Regions from separate parts of the Homo sapiens genome. Here region 2 is linked to region 1. A link is a loop called in an ENCODE intact Hi-C map of the cell type or tissue named here. Cell type or tissue: HCT116. All regions are shown on one strand.

Region 1 (4,000 bases):
GAGCTCCGCCTCCTGGGTTCACACCATTCTCCTGCCTCAGCCTCCCGAGTAGCTGGGACTACAGGCGCCCACCACCACGCCAGGCCAATTTTTTGTATTTTTAGTAGAGATGGGGTTTCACCATGTTAGCCAGGATGGTCTCGATCTCCTGACCTCGTGATCCGCCCACCTCAGCCTCCCAAAGTGCTGGGATTGCAGGCGTGAGCCACTGCGCCCGGCCCGGCAGTTTGATTTTTAGAAGTCAAACCTTTAAACATTGGGGTCAAACAGAAGAACATCACGTATTAACCAGGCTGAACCCTGCTTAGAACAGCAGCCCAGGCTGGGCGCAGTGGCTCACGCCTGTAATCCCAGCACTCTGGGAGGCCGAGGCGGGCCGAACACGAAGTCAGGAGATTGAGACTATCCTGGCTAACATGGTGAAACCCCATCTCTACTAAAAAAATACAAAATAATTAGCCAGGTGTGTTGGCGAACGCCTGTAATCCCAGCTACTCAGGAGGCTAAGGCAGGAGAATGGCATGAACCTGGGAGGTGGAGCTTGAGGTGAGCCGAGATCGCACCACTGCACTCCAGCCTGGGCGACAGAGCAAGACTCCGTCTCAAAAACAAACAAACAAACAAACAAACAAACAAAACAAAACAAAACAAAACATAACAAAAAAGAACAGCAGCCTAAAAGCCTGGGTACATGGAACTCCATCCCACATGATCCGCCTGCCTTGGTCTCCCAAAGTGCTGGGATTACAGGTGTGAGCCCCCACACCCAGCCTTGGTGATGATTTTTTGGATTTGACACCAAAAGCACAGAGAACAAAAGCAAAAATAAGTGGAATTGCAACAGACTAAAGAGCTTCTGCCAAGCAAAGGAAGCAATCAAGGAAATTAAAAGGCAACGTATGGATGGAGAGAAAATATTTGTAAGCCATATATCTGATAAGGGGTTGAGATCTCTAAAATATATAAAGAGCTCATATAACTCAACAGCAACATAACAAATAGCTCAATTTAAAAATGGGCGAATGATCTTAATAGGCATTCCTCAAAAGAAGACACACGAATGGCTAACAGGTGTGTGAAAACATGCCCAACGTCATTAATCATCAGGGAAATGCAAATTAAAACCACAGCGAGATATGACTGTGGTGATAATTTTAGCATATAGGTGTATCAAAGCATCACATTTCCTTCCTTCTTTCTTTCTTTCTTTCTTTCTTTCTTTCTTTCTTTCTTTCTTTCTTTCTTTCTTTCTTTCTTTCTTTCTTTCTTTTTCTTTCCTTTTTTTGAGACGGAGTCTCGCTCTGTTGCCCAGGCTGGAGTGCAGTGGCACGATCTCGGCTCGCTGCAACCTCTGCCTCCTGGGTTCACGCCATTCTCCTGCCTCAGCCTCCCAAGCAGCTAGGACTACATGCGCCCGCCACCACACCCGGCTAATTTTTCGTATTTTTAGTAAAGACAGGGTTTCACCATGTTAGCCAGGATGGTCTCGATCTCCTGACCTCGTGATCCACCCGCCTCGGCCTCCCAAAGTGCTGGGATTACAGGCGTGAGCCACTATGCCCGGCAAAGCATCACATTCTCACCTTAAATATACACAGCTTTTATTTGCCAGTGATGCCTAAATAAAACTGGATAAAATATGGGAAATAATAAGATTTGGCAGAATGAGAAACAACAGAAATTCTCACATTTGGCTGGTGGAGATAATTTCTTTCTTTCTCTTTCTTTCTTTCTTTCTTTCTTTCTTTCTTTCTTTCTTTCTTTCTTTCTCTTTCTTTCTTTCTTTCTTTCTTTTCTTTCTTTCTTTTTTTGTGGAGACAGGATCTTGCTCTGTTGCCCAGGTGGAGATATTTTTTTTTTCTGTGGAGACAGGGTCTTGCTCTGTTGCCCAGGCTAGAGTGGAGTGGCACCATCATAGCTCACTGCAGCCTCGAACTCCCAGGCTCAAGCCATCCTCCCTCCTCAGCCTCCTGAGCAGCTAGGACTACAAGCCCATGCCACCATGCCAGGCTATTTTTTTTTGTAATTTTTCATAGAGATGAGGTTTTGCCATGTTGCCCAGGCTGGTCTTGAACTCCTGGCCTCAAGTGATCTGCCTGCCTCGGCCTCCCAAAGTATTGGAATTACAGGCGTGAGCCATCGCATCCAGCCATGATTTTCTTAATAAGAGTTTCTTTCCTCTAGCTTACTTTATTGTAAGAATACAGTGTATAATACATGTAACATACAAAGTATGTGATAATCCACAGCTTATGTTATCAGCAAGTCTTCTGGTTAACAGTCTGCTGAGTTAGGCTTTGGGGGAGTCAAAAGTTATATGTGGCCGTTTGACTGCTCAGGGGTTGGTGCACCTAAGACCCCACATTGTTCAAACGTCAACTGTCTATGGAAGAAAACGTTTACGAAACATCTCACTTTGACTGTTGTATGAAGAATGGCCTGTAGGGGGAGCCAGTGGATACAGGGAGACCGAGTAGGAGGCTTTTTGCAGACAAGAGACTTAAAGTGTTAGACTCTGATAGATTAAATATGTAAATTAAAATTTCTAAAAGTATAGGAATAAAATGTATAATTTCTGAACTCAGAAGAAAAACGGGAATAAGACAAAAATCCGAAACAAGGCAAGGAAGGAGAGAAACAGAAATACGGAAGAGGCAAATAATTCCTCCAAAAAATTCAAAATGTATGAAGAATTGCAATTAATGCAGATGGTCCAAATCTGTGCTACTCAATACCATGCTATTCCATGTCAATAGCCATATGTTACTATATGGCACTTGGAATGTGGATCTGAACTGAAATGTCCTGTTGTGGCCAGGCGCGGCGGCTCACGCCTGTCATCCCAGCATTTTGAGGGGCCGAGGCAGGTGGACTACTTGAGGTCTGGAGTTTGAGACCAGCCTGGCCAACATAGTGAAACGCGGTCTCTACTAAAAATACAAAAATTAGCCAGGGTATGTAGGGACCAGCCCCACAGGGTCGGTGGGTTTTTCTCCCTGTGTGTGTGAGGAGATGAGAGATCGTAGAAATAAAGACACAAGACAAAGAGATAAAAGAAGACAGCTGGGCCCGGGGAACCACTGCCACCAAGACGCAGAGACCGGTAGTGGCCCCGAATGCCAGGCTGCACTGTTATTTATTGGATACAAGACAAGGAGGCAGGGTAAGAAGCGTGAGCCATCTCCAATGATAGGTAAGGTCACATGAGTCACGTGTCCACTGGACAGGGGGCCCTTCCCTGTTTGGCAGCCGAGGCGGAGAGAGAGAGAGAGGAGACAGCTTACGCCATTATTTCTGCATATCATATCAGAGACTTTTAGTACTTTCACTAATTTTGCTACTGCTATCTAGAAGGCAGAGCCAGGTGTACAGTATGGAACATGAAAGCGGACCAGGAGTGTGACTGCTGAAGCACAGCATCACAGGGAGACAGTTAGGCCTCCGGATAACTGCGGGCGAGCCTGACTAATGTCAGGTCCTCCACAAGAGGTGGAGGAGCAGAGTCTTCTCTAAACTCCTGGCCTCGAGTCTGCTAAGTAGCCCGTGTTTTCCCTTGGCACTGACGCTACCGCTAGACCACGGGCCACTTGGCAACGGGCGTCTTCCCAGATGCTGGCGTTACCCCTAGACCAAGGAGCCCTCTAGTGGCCCTGTCCGGGCGTGACAGAGGGCTCGCACTCTTATCTACTGGTCACTTCTCACCATGTCCCTTCAGCTCCTATCTCTGTATGGCCTGGTTTTTCCTAGGTTATGATTGTAGAGCAAGGATTATTATAATATTGGAATAAAGAGTAATTGCTACAAACTAATAATTAATGATATTCATATATAATCATATCCATGATCTATGTCTAGTATAAGTATTCTTATTTTATGTATTTTCTTTATTATACTGGAACAGCTCGTGCCCTCGGTCTCTTGCCTCGGCACCTGTGTGGCTTGCTGCCCACAGGGTGTGGTGGCGGGCACCTGTAATACCAGCTACTTGGGAGGCTGAGGC
Region 2 (4,000 bases), 510 kb before region 1:
AGTTCCCATCTTTATAAACGACATTGGCTTCATCTGCATTATTTTAAGGACATCACTGTGTGAACTGTACCGCTTTTATTATTATGACTGTTTTAATAGACACAGGAGGCTGGGCACTGTGGCTCATGCCCGTAATCCCAGACTTTGGGAGGCTGAGGTGGGAGGATCACCTGAGCTGAGGGAGGTTGAGGCTGTAGTGAACGACAATTGTGCCACTGCACTCCATTCTAAACAACAGAGTGACACCCTGTCTCAAAACAAAACAAAACAAAAACAAATTGAGATGTAACTTACAGATGTCAAAGTGCATAATTCTTAATTGTTTACATATGTGTGACTTTTTACGTGTGTGTGTGTGTGTGTGTGTGTGTGTGTGTGTGTGTGTGTGTGTGTGTGAATCCTTACCACCAGCACCTGGATCAAGGTATGGAACATTTCCTTCTCCCCAGAAGGTTCTCTCTTGTCCTTTTCCAGTTAATACCTCTACCCCATTTTTCTGACTTCTACCACCACGTGTATTTTGCTTACTCTTTTATTTTAATTTTTTAGACAAGTCACCCAGGCTGGAGTGCAGGGGCGCGATCTTGGCTCACTGCAATCACCATCTCCTGGTTCAAGCGATTCTCCTGCCTCAGCCTCCCAAGTAGCTGGGACTACAGGTGCACACCACCATGCCCAGCTAATTTTTTGTATTTTTAGTAGAGATGGAGTTTCACCATGTTGGCAAGGCTTGTCTTGAACTCCTGACCTCAAGTGATCCACCTGCCTCAACCTCCCAAAGTGCTGGGATTACAGGCGTCAGCCACCGCGCCTGGCCTTTTCTGGCTTCTTTAGCATATTATATCTGTGAAGTTCATTCATATTGTTGAATGCATCAGTTGTTCATTCTTTTAAAAAAAATCTGAGTGGTATTTCATTATAAAAATATATCACTATTTATAGGTTTATTCTTTTGTTGACAGACATTTGGTTTGCTTCTAATATTTTTTAAAAAAAATTTTTTTTGAGACAGAGTCTTGCTCTGTCTTCCAGGCTGGAGTGCAGTGGTGAGATCTTGGCTCACTGCAACCTCTGCCTCCCAGTTTCAAGTGATTCTCCTGCTTCAGCCTACCGAGTAGCTGGGATTACAGGCATCCATCACCACTCCCGTCTAATTTTTGTATTTTTAGTAGAGACAGGGTTTCACCATGTTCGCCATGTTGGTCTTGAACTCCTGACCTTGGGTGATCTGCCTACCTCGGCCTCCCAAAGTGTTGGGATTACAGGCATGAGCCACTGTGCCCGGCCCCTCAAATTTTTAATAGACACAATTGGCAAGAAACGTCACGTGCACAAGCAAGTGGTAAGAAACTTCAAACCATTTTCTACAAGCCTTTAAAAAATTATAACAGGTGAAATTATGTCTAAGGACCCCAACTTCTTTATTCATTAACAAATATAAGTTTCAAAAATTGTTGTAATGATGTAAATGGCTTTTTGAATCCAGTTGAGTGTTTTCCCATCAGGCACTTCAAATGATAATGATGCTCTAATTTGCATGCATTGTTGGAGGAGTCATCCAGTTGCTGGCTTGATCCCTGCTAAAAGAGCATACCAGCTGCAAATTGACAGAAGAATCTGATACACGTGAAGATGGGGACTTGGAGGCTTTATCTGGAGCTGCAGCTACCAGGAGCCCCCTTCTGGTCTTCTCCAAGAACTGCACCTTGGCTTCATGGCCTTACCTTGGCACCTGGAACATGGACTCCTTCAGTATCTTCCAGTACCTGGATCCACAGTGACACAGGATGTTCGTGGTGGACAGCGAGTGTCAGACGTAGGGATCAAAGACACACCTCCAGACCTCACTCCATACTGGCCACCCCGACAGGAGCCTTGGATGAGGCTGCTCATGGCTGTAGATGACACACCAAGGAACTAGAGCTTTTCAGATGCCACCTGGCCACTCCTGTTCTCGGCCATAGCAGTGTTACTTGGTACTGTCAATGTCCACTGCATTCTGTCAAATGTGTGTCATTTAAAGACCACAAGACATAACAAAAATTAATTCGTTAAAACTTATTGTATTTTATTTTTTAAACTGAGATAGGGTCTCTCTCTGTTGCCCAGGCTAGAGTGCAGTGGTGCAATCACAGCTCACTGCAACCTCAAACTCCTGGGATCAAACAATCTTCCCGCTTCAGCCTCCCAAGTAGCTGGGACTACAGGTACGTGTCACCACATCGCGTTAATTTTCAAATTTTTAGGAGAGATGAGGTCTCACTATGTTGCTCAGGCTGGCCTCAAACTCTTGACCTCAAGCGATCCCCCCGTGTTGGCCTTCCAAAATGCTGGAATTACAGGTGTGAGCCACCATGCCTGGCCTAATTTTGCTTACACACACACACACACACACACAAGAAAATTGCAATTTCAGGAGCCATGACTTATGACATCATTGATTCCTGATGGGGCAGCTCAAAAAAAACAAAACAAAACAGGACCATAAGATGGCAGTATTGCATAACAAGCTTTACTGCACGGCACTTAGATAGGTTTGCATGCGGGGAATGTCCCTTCCAGCAGGACTCCTTCCAGAGGAACTCCTGGGACAGAGGAGAGTTAGAGGCAGGGCTTAAGTGTCTAGGTGATGTCATTGAGTAGCAAGGTGGGGAGAGTCTGCATCATAGAACTCTGAAAGGCAACAATAATTTGGGGTTTCTTATGGCTGTAAGATTTTTCTTCTCTGTGATTAATAGGTGTTGTTGGGTGCAATTTTATGGGGTATGCAAAGCAGGTGGGCTCTAAATGACTAAACATATGCTTATTTGTGCAATATTTATAGCAATGGATTGTGTGAGAATTTGAGCTTGGTGCTGGTGGGCTTTGAGCTGAGAGGTCCCTGCCTGCCTGCTGTAAAGAAATAAATGAGATAGGGCTGATAGAAAGACACTGTCTTTGGCTCACTTATACAGCAAGTGACAACCAATTTAGTTCAGACCTTTCTTGCTTCTAGACCTGCACCATCCACTCTTATCCACTTCTCATTCTTCCTGGAAGCTGCCACGGAACATGCAGACCCCCGTATCCACTTTTGCCAGTAGGGACACCCACTTTTGAAAAGCCACGGACCCCTGGCAACGCAGCTGCAGACATACCATTTAACTCACCCTGCCTGGAAAAGGAAAGTAAATGTTTTCTTCCCAATTTTTGCTAGGGAAATCCAGGCACATATATGTATTCAGTAACTCAATGATATAAATTTCAGGGCTTGTGTCTGTGTGTTATTGGAAAAGCATTTGAGGCTGGCTGTCATGGTTCATGGCTGCAATCTCAACACTTTGGAGGCTGAGGCAGGAGGCTCACTTGAGGCCAGGAGTTCCAGACCAGGCTGGACAACTCTACCTCTACAAAAAAATAAAATAATAAGCCCCGCATGGTGGTGCACACCTGTAGTTCTAGCTACTCAGGAGGCTGAGGTGGGAGGATTGCTTGAGCCCAGGAATTCAAGGCTACACTGAGCTATGATCACACCACTGGGCCTGGGCAATGGAGTGAGATTCTGTCTCTAAAAAAAAAATGCATTTGAGAATTTTAGCAAATCTAAGTACATTTGGAGTCTGCTAATATTACTGTATATGGGATTTTGGTGGGACCATCCCTAAGGATTTAATAATAAAATGTCCCTTTATATTGTTGAGAATTTTAAATAATTCTTTAAAGCAGTTATGTTCTGATAAATATTTAATAACTGGCTCTTGAGTGGCATGGGGCGCTGATTTGCAGTGTTTGCCAATTCCTGTGGTGTAAATACTCCCACTGTGGCTGATTTCAAGGTACAGATGTGATACCACTGAATGTGAAGCTGAGAAGAGATGCATGCAATTGGCTCTGACTCATGCGGTTGATACATGCCAGCTCCAGCACATCATGACTTCAAGCTGTCCCAGATGTGCCCTGTCTGAATTTCTGACCTACAAAAACCACGAGAGATGATGAGTGATTATCAATGTTTTAAGCT

The links. A loop is a pair of places that touch in the nucleus more often than their neighbours do. Peaks named below come from ENCODE experiments on the same cell type or tissue, not always from the same donor. Only the 100,000 strongest peaks of a DNase experiment are listed, where the experiment ranks them.
Region 2: a loop joins it to region 1, with 15 times the contacts of the local background. A loop is called at or near these places in 6 of 110 quality-filtered maps.

The regions. Positions count from the first base shown.
Region 1 is chr19:6,629,768-6,633,767 of GRCh38, forward strand. No RefSeq gene overlaps it. Among named protein-coding and RNA genes, the nearest start is that of TNFSF14, 38 kb to the right of the region's middle. RefSeq lists an enhancer at 1,385-1,886. In HCT116, CTCF peaks have their summits at 2,409 (motif pointing right) and 3,621 (motif pointing left); DNase peaks (open chromatin) are centred at 2,424 and 3,634; H3K4me3 peaks cover 424 bases.
Region 2 is chr19:6,124,029-6,128,028 of GRCh38, forward strand. LOC105372255 (a long non-coding RNA gene) reads right to left here. Exons shown (of 4, transcript NR_187772.1): 4 at 1,398-3,953. Among named protein-coding and RNA genes, the nearest start is that of ACSBG2, 9.6 kb to the right of the region's middle. RefSeq lists a silencer at 1,510-1,804. In HCT116, CTCF peaks have their summits at 1,692 (motif pointing left) and 2,495 (motif pointing right); DNase peaks (open chromatin) are centred at 1,683 and 2,513.